2 separate regions of the Homo sapiens genome follow, and region 1 is linked to region 2. Evidence: read pairs that join two places in POLR2A ChIA-PET (ENCODE). Cell type or tissue: IMR-90. All regions are shown on one strand. Links, peaks and the distances in the headings refer to the core of each region. The heading gives the core; the rest is flanking DNA. Region 1 has its middle 12 kb from the start of PRR29. Region 2 overlaps TEX2 (testis expressed 2).

Region 1 (8,647 bases), core at 2,189-4,688, 220 kb before region 2:
CTCTGAAGGTCAGCTGGATCTTGATTTTCCTTCAGTTCAAGGCCATCCCTCACAGCTAAGTGTCTCTGATCCTGTCCCAAATTATTGGCCAGGCAAATCTCAGGACAGATCTCCCTCCCTATCCCCATTATATCCTTCTAGAACCTTCCCTCATGGGACAACTACACTTTTGGCAAGAGTTCTTCAAACATCCAGAAATCCACCCAGCTGAAGTGCATCAGCCTGAAATCCCCCAAGTGGTCTCAGCCATGCCTCTGCCAGCCTGGAATATAAAAGCCACTGTAGGGGCCTGTCGTGGGGCAGAGGGAGGGCAGGAGGGATAGCATTAGGAGGTATACCTAATGTAAATAACGAGTTAATGGGTGCAGCACACCAACATGGTACATGTATACATATGTAACAAAACTGCATGTTGTGCACATGTACCCTAGAACTTAAAGTATAATAATAAAAAAAAGCCACTGTAAGGTACTAATATGGTTTGACTCTGTGTACCCACCCAAATCTCATCTTGTAGCTCCCATAATTCCCACATGTTAGGAGGGACCCAGTGGGAGATAATTGAATCATGGGGGTGGATCTTTTCTGTGCTGTTCTCATGATACTGAATAAGTCTCATGAAAATCTGATGGTTTTAAAAATGGAAAGTTTCCCTGCACAAGGTCTCTCTCTCTCCTTTCACCTGCTGCCATCCACGTAAGATGTGACTTGCTCCTCCTTGCCTTCCGCCATGACTGTGAGGCCTCTCCAGCCATGTGGAACTGTAAGTCCAATAAACCTCTTTCTTTTGTAAATTGCCCAGTCTGGGTATGTCTTTATCAACAGCATGAAAACTAATACAAGTACTCTTTTGGAAGATTGAGAATGAATGTAATCTGCCCCTCACTGCCTTCCCTGTTAACTCCAGGGCACATCCTTCCAGATGCAGAGGTGGCGGGTTGCTTGCTGGCCTTGCTCAGGCACCAGCCACCTCCCCTCTTGCCAACCAAGCATGCTCTTCATCTCTAGCAAAGCTGCTAGCCACCCACAAGGATCTAGCTGTTTTCTCTATGGATTGGGAGCAAAATGATCCAGTGCCATCTGTGGCCAGTGGAGACCCCACCCCCACCCCCAAGCTTCACCTGCAGTGGGGGCTCAGAATTGGAACTTCCTGGGAGTCTGAAACAGACCAGACTTCTTTTTCCTGGCCAAAGACAGCACCGGGCATCCGGGTGGCCCACTTCCCAAATTCCTGTGTTCCTGCTATGGCCCAGCTCCAGGAGTGAAAAATCCATCCCTATGTCCCCCGGGTTGTAAGTCTCAAGTCACAACATTTTCTCAGCTGGGGCAGGCTGTGGGTGGGGACGGGAAGGGGGTAGCTGTATTGTTTCTCTGCCAGCGCTTGGGGCCTGGAAAGGAGGAAGAGTGGCCTGTGCCTTGGCAGGCAGGGGCCTAGAGGAAGTCACCCCAGGTGGCCCTCCCCTCCTGGCCTGACACTCTGCAGAGGAAATCTGCTCTGAGAGACTTTGGAGGGAGGCCTGGAGCCAGGAGCCTCGGATGGAAACCTCCAGACACTCAGAGGCCCAGAGAGTTCCGGAAACCAATTGGGGTGATGTGGGGGTGGGCTCCTGCGTGAGGGGTGGGCTAAAGCTGATTGCATTTTCCATGGGGGCTCACTGGGTCAGAACAAGCCTCCCTGTTTTAAGCTCCTGATTCAACTGGCCTAATAACTTGTTCTACCCAAGGGATAAGAGTAACAGTGGTGGCCATGTTTATTTTGCACCTACTGTATGGTTGGTTTCCTATTCAGGATGCATGGGCAGGCCCTCCTTTCACTATCAGCCCCATTCCCTGACAATTTCCAAAGGCTCTCCAAGAACACTGGTTAGTTTTTTTGTTTTTGTTTGTTTGTTTCTTTCGAGACAATGTCTTACTTTGTCACCCAGGCTGGAGTGCAGTGGCACGAACGATCTCGGCTCATTGCAACCTCTGCCTCCCGGGTTCAAGCGATTCTCTCAGTCTCAGCCTCCCAAGTAGCTGGGATTACAGGTGCCCACAACCATGCGTGGCTAATTTTTGTTGGCCAGGCTGGTCTTGAACTCCTGGACTCAAGTGATCCACCTGCCTCGGCCTCTCAAAGTGCTGAGATTACAGGCATGAGCCACCGCACCCTGCCAACTGGTTAGTTTTTCCCCAACTTTCTTCCTCCTCTCCCAAACCTGACCCTTTTCCTCTACCCAGAGTGCTTCTAGCAGGCTCAGTTCTGATGAAATAAAAGCCCACAAACATGCTGGTTGGGTTTCAGGCACCGTGCCCACTTCCCACTAACTTCTCCCAGCTCATCTGTCGGCCCCAGAAGCCTTTTCTCCCCAGACACAAGGTTCCAGAGTGGGTTTCTCCTCCCAAGTCTGAGCCTTAAGTTAAAAGAATTTGTTGTAAGATGTGGAATTCTGAGCTTCAGTCAGCTTGGGAAAGATTTTCCATAGCGTGGGAGGGGCTGGTTTCTGGCCCCCAAATCTCCGTGCAGTCACCTGTAGTGCTGACGTGCACAGGCCCATGAGGTGGAGGCTTGAGAAATATTTCTAGATGAAAAGTTATCATGGACATGTTCATTTGGAGCTTATCACGTGCCAGGCACTGTCCCAGGGACTTCGCTTTCATCATCCTAGCTAACCAGCGGTGGAGCCAGGTCTTGAACGCAGCTCTCTCTCATGCCAAGCCCCTGCGCCTGCTACTACAGACTCGGCCTCCCTCCAGCCCCTTGGGGAACTCGGCTGGGCATAGTTGCCCTCCCTCAGCACGGGGCCCGCCCAGGTTGAGGTCCCACTCAGTTTGCTCCCTGGACTGGCCTGACTCTCAACCATCTATCCCCTTCGAAGGGCAGACCAGATCCTTGGGCCAAGCCCCTGAGAGGTGTGGGCTGGGGTCGGCATCTGGTAGGCCCTGGCAGGGTCGTGCTCAGGCCTCCTGGGGTTTTGTGCTGGGAGCTGTGTGTGGGAGGGGTCAGTGGGGGGAAGAGAACCACAGGTCAATTTGCACCAATTCACCCTCATATATCCCCTGACCCCCATATGGCCTACTTAGATGCATGCACATGCCCTCGCCAGTGTACACACACACACACGCGCGCACACACACACACACACACACACACACACTCATTGCCTCTATGAGTCATTTCCCAGCTGCTCAAAAGGGTGGGGAGGCTAATTTGTTCCACTCAGGCCCAGGGCTTCCTGCCCTCTGTTGGCTTGGATCTTTCTTTTACAATCTTTTCTAGAGATATGGTCTCACTATATTGCCCAGGATGGGCTCAAACTCCTGAGGTCAGTTGATCCTCCTGCCTCAGCCTCTCAAGTAGCTGGGACTGCAGGTGTGTACCACCATGCCTGGCATCAGATCTTTTTAAGGAGCCCCTGAGCATGATGGCCCCCCAAACTGGTGTGTGTACATCCTCTACACACACATCTAAGCCCACCTCCCCTGCCCTTAGACACATCGCCCCTGAACATAGAGCCACCTCCCTTCCCCTCCTTGCTCCTCAAAGCAGTGGGTCCACGGAGAGGCCACCAAGAGGCCTGCTCACACCTGTTCCTGGGCCTGGAGAACTCCAGGCAACCTGGCTCCCCATTCCCTCCATCTGTCCCCAGCCATCCAGGGAGGGTGGCCTTCGAGTCCTCCCGACTTGAGACAGGGGAGCTGGGGGCACAGTCACCAGCACTAGAGAAGAGGCTTTTCAGTAACAGCCTGAAACCTGGAGGAAGGAAAGGCTGACACCCAGCTCCCCTGCTCCCACGACCACGAGCACGCCCCCTTCAGGAGATGCGCCCTGCCGCTCGCTCTGGGAAAGTCCTCCACTGCAGAAAGTACTCCAGGGGTGTTTCCTCCCCAGCTACTCTTTGGAGAGCCTTCTCCAAAGCTAGACTGATCACGAACTTGCCAACCTCAAAAAAAGCTAAGTGTTGACAGCAGAGCTTACTGAAAGGTGGGCTGGAAGGACCTTGCTCTGCCGCTCTGGCGTCATGGCCATCATGGCCACATCTGCAAACCACAGGCCCTCATGGAAGGGGCTCTGCAGTCCACTTTATAGAAGGACCCTCACCCAGCTGGACATGGTGGCTCAAGCCTGTAATCCCAGCACTTTGGGAGGCTGAGGCAGGTGGATCACTGAAGGTCAGGAGTTAGAGACCAGCCTGGTCAACATGGTGAAACCTCATCTCTACTAAAAATACAAAAAAAAAAAAAAAAAAAATTAGCTGGGTGTGGTGGCGGACATCTGTAATCCCAGCTACTTGGGAGGCTGAGACAGGACAGTCACTTGAGCCTGCGAGGTGGAGGTTGCAGCGAGCCGAGGTTGCACCACTGCACTCCAGCCTGGGTGACAGAGTGAGACTCTATCTGAAAAAAAAAAAAAAAAAAAAAAAAAAAAAAAAGGTCCCTCACCCAAGGGAGACCAGATAGGGAAAAAAAGCCCATCCCTGACCCCCAGCTCCGAAGGGTGCCCAGAACTGAACAAAGCCATCCTTCTTGTAACTCTTTCTCTCTTCTTTTCCCTGGGATGAGACATTTTATGTCAGGGTCACAGACTGGCAATAGCCACAATAATACTGTTGAACACGTATGTAGAGCTGGTTACATGCCAAGCACTGTTCCAGGCACCTCACATGTCCACGAGCACATCAAATTCTCACCCTGATCCTGTTATCACCCCGATTTGACAGATGAGGACACTGAGGGACAGGGGAGATAAGTAACTCACCAGATGGTATTTACATAGTAAACTGGGATTGGAAGCCTGGCCCTCAGGGTTTGAAAGAAACTTGGGCTCTTAATCAGGAGGTGGACCATGACCTTCAAGCACCTATGGGGTAGGTGGGGGTGCCTGGTTTCACAATCCAGTTCAAAAACAGGATGGGGGCCAGCAACTATTGGAGTTTCACTCTTTCCTTTTACGCGAGGGCTCTTGGCAGAGGGCCCTGCCCGGGCACTGTGGCTTCCCCACCACCTCTACTGTCCCTGGGTTCCTTGAGCCCCCCTCTCTCCTCCAGCAGCCCCATCCCCCCAACAAGGGCTGTTGACTGAAAACTGCAGGGAATAAAAATAGCTGTTGCTGATGAGGCAGAATGGGGGCCAGAATGCATGAAAGGCTGGGGTGAGGGTGCTGCAGGGAACCTGGGATCCCCCAGCCCCAACGAGCACCTTCCAATGGAGCCACGGGGGACCTGGCCTGTCCCTGCCACAGCAGGGCTGGGGACCCCTGCCGAAGTCACCAGAACTGCTGGGAGCCCCACATCTGCCCCAGCCGTAGGGCTGCCCATGAGACCCACTGCCCTCTGCCCCGACCCTGCCTTGCACCAGTCAGCTTCCTCCCCAGGGAGCGGGGGCCTTGGCTTCTGTGGACAGAGCCCTGTCCACTCGTGAGCTGTGCGCCCCGGGGAAGTGACAGGAGTCAAGGGCCTGACTGTTTCTATAACCTGTTCCCTGGTCCTTGACACCCTCCTCCAGCGTCCCCTCCCTTCTCCCAAGCTGCTCTCTGAGGCCTCAGGGCCAGATTTTCCGTTTGAAGAGAGCCTTTCCACCCCTCCCTGAAGGTTCCAATCCTTCCTGCCTCTCTGGTTAAGCCTCCTCCAGGAGCCTTCTCAGAACCCCGCCCCTGCCCTGAAGATGCACTGTCCCCACCCCCACCACCATCAGATCTGTCCTCCTTTCTGATGGCCAGAGTTGCCCCCAAAAGGCAGACACCTTTTCAGAACCACCCCAACACTTGACAAGGAGTTCTATGTCTTCAGCATCAAACTCGGGGCTTCCCTGGGCCTGGCCTGGGGTCATGGCAGAGACCCTGGCGACGTAAGTCAGCAGAGCAGGTCTCGACCAACACTCAGGCCAGCCTGGAGCTGAGGAGAAGACCCCTGAGGCTGAGCTCGCACCCCATGCAGGTTTCCAACCAGAAATGATGAGCAGGGCCAGGCTGGGATGGGAGCCACCTAGGAAGGACCCTCCGTTGCCTTCCCCAAGCCCCCTAAAATCCCAGCACAATTCCTTGAGAGATGCCAGGGATGGAGAGGGGGAGGGCTGCTGAGGAGCCCGGGGGCAGGGCACATGTGGCCAGGGGGCTGGGCAGGCCCTTACCCAGCTCATCTTTGCTCGGTTGCCCTGCCTGACACAGGTTCCAAGGCCCTTGGGTCTATTTACGTGGTCCCGCACAGGTGATGTGGCTCCAAATGCTAGCACAGTGACCATAGCTGTCCATACCACTGCCACACAGAGTGAGGCCACTGGCCACAGGCAGGGGACTTGGGGATGGCCCAGAAGAATCCGGAGGGTCCTGGTAGAACCAGCCCTCCCTGCCTCCAAACTACATCCCCCCAACTCCACTCAGGCCACTCTGCCTTCTCCACCAGCCACGGCCCACCCCAGCAGGGAGGAAGGGAGGGGGCTGTGTTCTGTGCCAGCCCCGACCCCCGGACCCCACTCTCCGGCCCTGTGTCTCCTCCTAAGACCCCCCGCCCCCAGACCCCTTCTGGTCCCCCAGAGTACCCTTTTTGCTGTGGTCACATATTTTTCCCCTCAAGCTGGGCTTTCTGGCTCCCGTCCCCATGTCCCCCTCGCCTTCCCGGCAGGGCTCAGCGCTCTTGACTTCTCTAGGAAAAGAGCCCAGCCGTGCCGGGTGGGCTGGGGGAGGGGCAGGGACGTGGGCAAAGCCTGGGATGTGTCCTCTGCTGGCATCTCGCAGATTCCTGTTCTCAGCAGAGCAAAGGAGCCGCCAGCACCCCCCACCCCGGCCTCCTGCCGCACTCCTCCCCCCACAGCCCTGCCTCTGAGCCATGCAAACAGGCCAAGCAAAGTCACTGTTTCGGCTCCTTGCTCTCCTCTCCTGAAGAAACTGCAGCCCCGTTCTGTGTCCCTTGGGTCACCCATGCCCCTCCGGAGCCGAGCCTTAGCCCTTGGGCTGTTTGTGACCAGAACAAGGAACCTTGCTGAGGGCAAGGACAGCTCGCCAGGCCGGGGCAGAGGGAACCGATGACGGGACAGAGAGAGGCAAGTCTGGGGCTGGAGAGAGGGTCCAGGCACCAGAAGATTCGGCAGAGGCTGCGGGACAGAGCAGGGTCGGGCCGCAGAGTGGGCAGGCGGTCAGCAGTACCCAGAACAAAGTGGTGACTTCCTTGGAGCCAGGCTGGGGTTGGGGCCAGAGAGTCCTGCCCCTCGGGGTGGCCTGCCCCTCGGGGTACCCGGCCTGGGGCGGGTGTGGGGGTGCAGTACTCACTATTGGACGGGAGCAGAGCGGTTGCTGACAAGCCCAGAGCGCCGTGCCCACCTCAGGCTGGGGCTGGAACTCTGGGGGACTTGGCTGGGGGGCCGGGCCGGCGAGGACAGCTGCTGCCGCTGATGTCACAGGGTCATGAGTGAAACCTGAGGACTGGGCCAATCTTCAGGTGGGAGCCTCAGCCACAGTTCCCTCGCCGGGTGTACTCTGGGCTCAGCCTGCGACCACTTGGGCTCCAGCCTCACTGCTCCAGGAGTGACAGACTCCCGGGCACACGCACCCATTCACAAGGGCACACAAACACTCACTCACTGGGACACATGTATTAGCCCACATAGGTGGTTCTTCTCCCAACCTCGACAGTTTACACAGGCTCATCTCATACTCGAATCTCCACACTTATTCCCAGAAGCACTCCTGAGGTACGCGCTGGCTTACACTCACACAGTCGCTGGCTCACTCTCACAGTCACTCGAGTGCACACTCACGGACGCACCCACACAAAAGCTGTGCTCCCACAGGCTCAGTCATGTGCAAATCACCCTTCATACGTTCACGCAGATGCTTCCTCTGCTGTTACACCCGTTCACACACATGCCGCCAGCTCACACGCACAAACACACTCACACCCGCGCAGCAGGCTTGTGCACATACACATGGCTTCTAGTTGTGCCCACAGTCACATTGTGCCCTGAGCAACACAAATGCCATATTGCACAGACACAAGACTCTTACTGAGTGCCTGCCTGTGTGTACACACACCACAGCACAAGCACACACACTCACACCCACAACTACAGCCACAGCCACACCCACTCCTACAGCCACACACACCCACACCCACTCCACACACACACACACGCGCACACACAGCCATGCCCCTGTGTTTATGGATTTCATGCATGTGACATGCTCCCATTCATGTGGAGAAGTACCACTAGCATGGTCACTAGATGTGCGCCAAGCGTATGCCCATCTATACACCCACAGCCGTACCCTCACATCGCACACCAGACACACACAAGTGCATGCACACCCCCGCCCCCAGCTGTTTAGCTGGACCACACAGACATATCCAGGTCCCTTCTCCACCCCCACGCCCACCCCCCTGGCTGGACATCCGTCCCGGGCTGAGGGAGGGCTGTGCTGGGGGCCAGGTTGATGGACCCCACCTCCTCCCTCCACTCTGGGGCTCTGGTGACCCCTGGTGGAGCCGCTATGAAGTGCCCCCTGGCTGCCAGCTGGAGAAACCCCTGGGGAGTTCTGTCGCCCAACCGTTGTTCTCCCAAATCCGTCAGCCTTGGCAGTCCCGTGCCACCATCTTTCCTGGCAGCCCAGAGCTCCGGCAGCTGCCCTGGGCCCCGAGTGAGCTGAGCCCAGGTCAGAGCAGCCTTCGACAGAAGC
Region 2 (8,647 bases), core at 3,017-5,516:
ACCTTATGGCCCAGGTACCCCAGGTGCATTATCTCCTGTATTTCTGTCAATTCCCTACGATTTTACAGGTAAGAAAAGTGGTGAGAGAGGGGATGTGATTTGCCTTCCAATGTCTACAGAGTGGCAAATCTGGGACTCAAACCAAGTGTTCCTGACTCCAAGGTGTGGGATGCTACCTCAGCTCCATGGCACGGCCCCACCTGCAGTCTGGCTTGTGCCTAGTCACCCCTCAGGTCATGGCAAAGACGGCACTTCTCCTAGGAAGCCTCCCTCCTCACCTAGGCTCAGTTCTCTGGTACTCTCCCATCACTGTATCTGTTAACTACCTGGTTTACTAAACTGAGTTATAAACTCCACAAGAGCAGGGATCATCATGTCTGCCAACCACAACTGTAACAAATGTTTGTTGACTGAATACATGAGGGAAGCCTAATTCAGAGGTGGCTGTGAGGATTAAATGAAATCTATGGGAAGCAGGAGTAAGCAGGAAGGCTAGCGAGCCCCTCACAGCTTATAAGTACAGTGCTAGCTGTGTGAGACGAACAAGCAAAGGAAGAAGCTGACGCCCTAATAAGTGCAAGGAGCTGTAGAGGTTACTTAGAAGACTTGGTCACTCTTCTAAAAAAGAAAAACCAAGGTAAAAATGCACAAAATAGCACAGAACAAGAAAATAACCCCAGAAACCAAAGATTTTCAGGACAGAAATCGGATGGGCTAAGTCTTATCTAGAGCAGAGAGGGGTATTGTGACTGGAGCCCATGTTTCCTGCCCCCTATCTAAGGCTCTTTCCAGAACACTACAGGCTTTGACAGGAAATCTTGAGAGGATCACAGGAGTTGCTACTTGACCCCACTGTCAGGAACCAGGTTGCAGACTGGCCTTAGGGAGGCTCAGGACAAGAGGCTGAGGCACAACTTTCCTCCAAGCCTCCCTAATTCTGCCCCTTCACACTCCTACTGACCTGAAACCAGGTTGCTCTTGCAGAAAGCAATTTCCCGGTGCAAACCTAATCACCTTTTGATACCATTAATCAGCCATTTCCCCCCACCCAGGATCTGACCAAGTCCCTGGATTAAGCTGCAAATGAAATTTCCAGATTTCAGCAATTGTCGAATCTTGAGAGAAGCAGCAACTCCAAGGTCTTCATCCTGTTCTCCATATAGTGCCCAACTATCCACTGCTCAGCTGTTCTAAAATTCTTAAGCCTGAATTTCTTACCAGGTAAAGTATTCATCCAACCTTGTTATGAGACATGGGAATGGGTATAGAGAGATATGGCATATAGATAGCAACATTCCATTTCAACAGCTCAACCGAAAACTCTGAGATGCTCTCAACCCACACTAAAGTGACTCAGACAAGCTTTGTTTCTTTCTGAAGCTAGAGCTGTTAAAATGGACACAGTGCACCCCGCTGGGGACAATGACCCAGTCAGCCAGGCTGCAGCTGTCTGGCCCACAGACTGGTCCTGTGATGGCATTTGTAAAAGGTCAGGGGTTTCTCTCAATTCTCTGCTGGATTTAGAAGCCACGTATGGCTGAAAGTACAAAACCACAATCTATAAAGGGGCCATTTAATATTTTAAAAGATTAAAAGCTACAATTAACCTTTTGCAAAATAATAAAGTCTGGAAGAACTACTACCGTGCTTTCAGTTACAGTGCCAATCAGAAGTTCAAGGCCAATGCTCTATTGCTCAGCTTGATACTGAGCTGACCAGAGAAAAGTGCCAGCCCTATAGCCCGAGGAAGTGATGAGAATTCAGGCACTGTGTGCCTGGCTGACAGCAGTAACAATGCAGCATGTTTTCACCCTGCTGACATGTGGCTGTGCTGGCATTTCAGTCCACCTGTCATTCAGATCCCTGTATCATTGCTTCATCAAGTGTATCAGGGAAGGAGCAAATCCTACACAAGAATAGAGCCAGGGCCTGAGGCCCCTCCTGTTGAAAATCATCTCTGAAGCACATAAAAAGGTAATTACTCTCTGTCTCCAAAACTAAAACATAAGCAGGATTTTGTCTTTACCAAGCCTAAACCTTTTTTGATGTATTAATGGTTTAGGACCAGCATCATCAGTATCAGAAACACAGCACCATAGATCATGGAGTTTGAGAATATGGCAGGGGTGGGACCGTCTAATAAACTTTATAGGTCCTGAGATACAAATTTGATTTTACCCATGAAAGGCAAGCAGACCCACAGACATCCAGAATTCATACTATAAATGATAGCCTTAAGCAGGGAGTCAACATTCAAAATAAATGCTGCTCAAAGACACTATAAAGAACATTAAAAAAAGAAAAGAAAGAAAGCCCATTAGGGGAGGGAAGCGCCGTTAATACCGTCCACATCCTCCAACTGCCTGCTTCAAGGTCACCTTCCCAGCAGTGACACTAGAAGCACTGGAGTCAGGGCTAAAGCCACAGCTTTATCCTGCTCTCCTATCCTCCAGTGCAGAATCTCCCAAACTCAGGTGGCCATAGAACATTTTTGAAATTATAATGCACTGACAGACAGTAATAGAATAGGAGATAACGTGGATTCAAATTAGAAAGGTAAAATGATCTCAGATGAACCACTGAAATGACCAAGGTCTGAGTTACATTAATACATGATAAACATTAAATCATATTAACAAGGGTTAAAATTGTAAGATAAATAGATCAGCAAGCAAATAAATTAGCAGCCTCTGTCACTTTTCAGATCACGCATTCTATCAAACAACTTTTTGGGTATGTACAAATATATACTTTACTTATAATTTATACACATGTCCCAATATATACAGCTTTTATATAAAGTACAGAATAGAAATAAAGAGCAAAAGATGAAATAATTATCCTTTTGATAATTTTTAGTTTTTCCAGTATGACAGCTTTGTACTATCTTCAGCTGACACCTTAAGGCACAATACATACACTCAAGGTGAGGATCACTGTTGATGATCCTGAGTGTAAATCTGTATTTCAGAGTCTTACTGATAATTTCCAAGGTTTTTGGCCAAAAGTCGATATATGGTCATCTGTATGTTAAATATCAGCAAGGCTTATTTACTTTCTCAACTAGAAAGAGCAAAGACTGATACAGACGGAAACTTTACTGTTTTCTTCTTGATTAGTGTCTTCTGCAACCCATTTGAACACCACTGAAAGAAGCAATGGAATGAAAACAGTGAGTCAACAACTATGGCCTGGGCACCCACAAAAAAACACGCTCATGCCCTAGAACCATCTTGCTGGCAAACTCATCTTTGGAGTACAGCAAACCTCTTCTTAACGGCTAATTATTGAACAATAATTACAATAAGAATCTTCGATGTTTTTGCTACTTTTCTTACAGAGTTCAGAAGGTATTTTCAGGATGCTAAAAACTGTACTTATATATAGGTAACCAGAATTACAATTCAGCCATGCCATAAGTTAATGAATTGAGTGAAAAACTGGCAAAATGTTGACAATTGTTGAAACTGGGTGTCAGGCACATGGGGGGTTCATTTTACTATTGCCTCTACTTTTGTCTGTATTTAATATTTTCATCAATAAATAGTTTAAAAATGAAAGTTCAAAAAAGTCATTTTGGGACTACCTGACATCCTTAACCATATTGTTCCTATGGAATTCAGGAAGCACGTTCCACACAGCTGCCTCTCCAACTTCAACACAAGGGGTACCTTCTGGTAAGTGAGGGCTGCCTGCATCAAAACATCTCACTGATTAGCCGTGCATGGTGATGCGCACATGTAATCCCAGCAACTCTGGAGGCTGAGGCAGGAGAATTGCCTGAACCCGGGAGGCAGAGGTTGCAGTGAGCCAAGATTGTGCCACTGCACTCTAGCCTGAGCGACAGAGCGAGGCAAAACAAACAAACATACAAACAAACAAACATCTCACCTGAAAACTATTCTACAAGGGGCACTGGGAAATAGCCATGTTTATAAAAACCATACATAAAAACTCAGGTAACCCATTATAGGGGCAGGATATTTTCAGTAAAGTATAATGTAGAAAGAAATGCACTCACATTTCTTGTCCTTACTCTAAGTTATAAGAGACCAACAAAAAGCAATCCAAGTCTCTTTGGGCTGCATGTAATGGCCATTTTCTCCTAAAGACTTGCTTACTCTAATTTCTTGAAAGAATTTCAACAAATTGAGATTAAATTTACAAATTGGAATTTCTCCTCAAAATTGATCATGTCCTCCCCCCAAAATTATTCTTTTATATATCAAAACCAAAGCCTATATTCAGGGAACCTATTTTTAAAACCTATCCCTCTTATTAAATATCTACATGTGACACAATCTAAAGAAAAAAAAGTTCTCCAAAATCCATTTCTATTAGTTTCTGCAATGGCCTAAATATAATTTTAGTCAAACTTGCAGGCCATATCTTTAAAAAAGAGATGGATTATCACTCTGGAAACCAATATGCTACTGCTGTGTTCTGCTGGTGGTTTATAAATCTGAGATAAAGAATTTGCTCGTGAATATAATTCAAAATTGCATCTGAGTCATATACTCAAACATAAATCCAAGACCCTTATGAAATCTTCAGGAAGCTTTTCATTATAAACATGTAGAAAGTTAGTGTGCAACAGGAATGGCTCTGAATTAAAAATAATCCTGGGCAAGGGACCATCTGATTTGGCTAAGCAAACATGCCAAGTGCAGTTTGCTGACTCTAAATGCCCCATTTTCCCCGTGCCCAAACCCACCCTTTCCCAAGGTCCCCAGCTTAGGGCATCTAGACAGTCACCCAACATAAGAACTCCTGAAGGCTACCACACAGGGGGTGTCACTACAGGGATGCCATTGGTCTGTGGCACACACGAGGCTCTTTGCCTTGAGCTAACCTGCCCAGCCCACCATGCTCTAAGTCCTATGAGCTTCTTCTCACATTTTGGTATTGGCCTTTGTGCCAATACCATGTGCATTCACATGCCACTTCCTGTTGAATGCCTGTAGCAACCTTTCTCCTATTTGCTGCTTCTCATCAGCTATGAACTCCAACATACTAAGAACAAGCAAGCTTTGGAGGAGGTCCTAAGAATTCTTCTGTGGACTTTGTGACAGCTCTTTGGCCACATAGAGGTCTTACTTTTTTTTTTTTTTTTTTTTTTTTTTTGAGACGGAGTTTCGTTCTTGTTGCCCAGGCAATAAGAGTACAGTGGTGCGATCTCAGCTCACTGCAACCTCCACCTCCCAGGTTCAAGCAATTCGCCTGCCTCAGCCTCCCAAGTAGCTAGGATTACAGGCATGCCCCACCACACCCGGCTAATTTTGTATTTTTAGCAGAGAAGGGGGTTCCACCATGTTGGCCAGGCTGGTCTTGAACTCCTGACCTCACATGATCCACCCACCTCAGCCTCCTAAAGTGCTGGGATTACAGGCGTGAGCCATCACACCCGGCCTCTTTTTTACTTATATTCTAGACAGTACAGCTGCTGATCAAATGGGTTCAGAGCGGGAGACGGCGGAGTACCATAGGGCCTAGACAACCACACAACAGTCTTTGAGATTAGCTACTACTTGGCTGCAAATTGGTCTTTTTGGTTTGTCATCCCATAAATGTATCACTGCTGCAGCATCATATATAAATACATATGTCTGCAGTGAGGACCCTGATAAAGTACACAAAAACTTTCCTTTTCTCCATTCTTTCCTCAGCATGTGAAGTTACACAGAAGAAAAACTGCAATGCTCCTTGAACTGTTCATGGAACCAGTAAAGGGGCAAGACTCTTAGTCCAGTCTGGCTGCAAGCAGTTCCTGGACCCATCAGTGAGAACTTATACGGCTCAGAGGTTCAAAACCACATGGTCTCCTAAAACAGTCCCTGAGCACCCAGCTCACTGCCTGACTGGTTCACAGCTCATATATGGAGTCCTCTTAGGGCATAAAGTATGCGGGATCTCGGTCCTGGGCTGGGCCTGTCTTGGAGATCTCGGTCGCAGGCAGGTATTATAGTCTTCCATATTGGTGAGCTTTTTAAAAAGGCTTCCGTACCTTCCCTCAAGAATTGCACCATCTTCTGTAAATACCAACTAAATTGGATCAGATGTACACAAAATAATTCAAACCAGCTCACTTATCCCCTGAAATCAAACATTTTCAATAAGTGGCTCTTTTGGCTTGCCCTAGAAACAAGTTCACAGGCCTGTTTTATAAAGAAACCAAGGTCTATCTCCTACATCACTTTAAAGCCATCAACCTGGAGGCAGAGTGGAAATCTGGAACTCATCACTGCCCACTTCTCCAATCCTCCACTTAGTATTTGCCTTTTTTTTTTCTTTTTTTTTTTTGAGACGGAGTCTCGCTCTGTCACTCAGGCTGGAGGGCAGTGGTGCGATCGCAGCTCACTGCAAGCTCTGCCTCCCGGGTTCACGCCATTCTCCTGCCTCAGCCTCATGACTAGCTGGGACTACAGGCACCCGCCACCACGCCCAGCTAATTTTTTTGTATTTTTAGTAGAGACAGGATTTCACTGTTAGCCAGGATGGTCTCGATCTCCTGACCTCGTGATCCACCCGCCTCAGCCTCCCAAAGTGCTGGGATTACAGGCGTGAGCCACCACACCCGGCCAGTATTTGCCTTTCTACTACTCCCTTTGCATTCAGGAGGGCAGCACTGCGTGAGCACTGGTCACAGGAGAGCAGACTTGGGTCACCAGTCGATTTCTAAGCAACAAATGTCAAGCTTCAAATCCTGTTAAAGATGGACTGTCTTGGCTTGTCCACTTTCAGAAAAAAAGCTTAGGAAAAGCTTTACTGTTTTGTTTTTGTTTTTGTTTTTGTTTTGTTTTTTTGAGACAGGGTCACACTCTATTGCCCAGGCTGGAGTGCGGTGGCATGATCACGGCTCAGTGCAGCCTTGACCCCCTGAGCTCAAGCGATCTTCCTGCCTCAGCCTCTCGAGTGGCTGGGACTGCAAGCTGCGCCACCACACCTGGCTTTTTAAACAAAACTTTTATAGAGATGGTGGTCCCACTATGTTGCCCAGGCTGGTCTTGAACTCCTGACCTCAAGCAATCCTCTGCCTTGGCCTTCCAAAGTGCTGGGATTACAGGGGTGAGCCACCACGCCCAACCAAAAGCTTTACTTTTTAGTAATTATTTTCATTTTCTTAAAAGATCACTCCTATTAAACCCTATTTTTTTTAAAGCAAGCATCAAGGATTTATTTTATTTTTTTAGAGACAGAGTCTCATTCTGTCACCCAGGCTGGAGTGCAGTGGTGTTATCATGGCTCACTGCAGCTTCAAACTCCTGGACTCAAGTGATCCTCCCACCTCACCCTCCTGAGTAGCTGGGACCACATGCATGCACCACCATACCTGGCTAATTATTTTAAATTTTTTGTAGAGATGGGATCTTGCTGTGTTGCCCAGGCTGGTCTCAAACTCCTGGCTTCAGGTGATCCTTCTGCCTCAGCCTCCCAAAGCTCTGGGATTACAGGTGTGGGCTACCATGCCCAGCTAGGGATTTCTTTTAAAAAGCAACATCACCAGGAGATGACAGGGTCAATACCAACTCACTGCTCAAATCTTCTGATAAAATCTCACTCCTTCATTCATCTACCCATCCATTCAGCCAACAATTACCTATCACATACCTAATACGTGGCAGGTGCTGAGGATACAAGATGAACAAGATGGACAGGGCCTATGCATTCATGAAGCTTATGGAATATTAGGGAAGACAGATAACAGTAAACTTGGGTCCTAAAGTTAATGTCAACGCTGCTAAATGTTTTAAAGTACCATAGTTTAAAAACGGTTCCCAAGAGTATAATCTCCCATTCAGTAAAATTAACTAAGTCCAAAGAACATTTGCATTTGAAATTAGCTTGTAACAGACAGCATATCCTTCTAATTCATAGTAGTGTCCCTTTTCTAAATAGAGAATGCATTCAGCCCAGTTTCTAAAAACAACACCGCATACCCAACAAAAGACTTCAGGCTAAAATATACTTTTCCTCTTTAGTAATGAAACCATTCTAAACAAGTTAAGGCTAAGAATGAAAAAAGAATTACCAAAGTGATCAGAGTTGTCCAAACAGCAATAAGGAAGAATAAATGCTTAGTCTATGACAGTTTGCTTGGATTAGGGGTGTCAGTCTATGAGAGCATTAAAGTACTTGTTCTCTACAAGGAAAATTCAAATACGTTTATCCTAGCCACTGTGGGCAAAACACCTTCCTTAAAAGAAAACACTGTCCTACAAGGCTCCACCACACACTAGCTGTGTGACCTTGGGCAATAACTTAACTTCTGTGGGCCTCCATCTGCATGAGCACATATACGCTAACTGAACAGGGTTGTGACGAGGATTGAATGAGATAATACACCCAACACTTAGCCCACTGCAGTGCTCAGCATCACAGTGTTGCCTTTATTCTTCCAGTGATCAGATCAAAGCAACCAGGCTGTGCTATAACATTAAAATCCCATTCCATCGGCACCCTGTGTAGTTAGTAAACTCTTGACATATCACAGTGATTGGATTGACACTAAGTAATTTACATCTGAGAAGAGGGTAGGAAAAAAACACTAAAGATTGACTGGATTAAAATTAAAATCTTCCTAAGACAAGTCAGTGCTCAAACCAGTTTAAACTGAATGCCACAGTCAGTCATTAGGTACTAGAGTTAA

The links. ChIA-PET counts read pairs that join two places held together with the same protein. Peaks named below come from ENCODE experiments on the same cell type or tissue, not always from the same donor. Only the 100,000 strongest peaks of a DNase experiment are listed, where the experiment ranks them.
Region 1: POLR2A ChIA-PET joins it to region 2 with 17 read pairs; 1 of 35 experiments calls an interaction of 5 or more read pairs at or near these places.

Annotation. Positions count from the first base shown.
Region 1 is chr17:63,982,125-63,990,771 of GRCh38, forward strand. No RefSeq gene overlaps it. Among named protein-coding and RNA genes, the nearest start is that of PRR29, 12 kb to the right of the region's middle. RefSeq lists enhancers at 4,741-5,294, 5,295-5,846. In IMR-90, for the core only: a CTCF peak has its summit at 3,226 (motif pointing left); a DNase peak (open chromatin) is centred at 3,157.
Region 2 is chr17:64,201,454-64,210,100 of GRCh38, forward strand. All of the region lies in intron 2 of TEX2 (testis expressed 2), which reads right to left. Among named protein-coding and RNA genes, the nearest start is that of TEX2, 57 kb to the right of the region's middle. In IMR-90, for the core only: no CTCF peak of the experiment used is centred there; a DNase peak (open chromatin) is centred at 4,558; H3K27ac peaks cover 210 bases.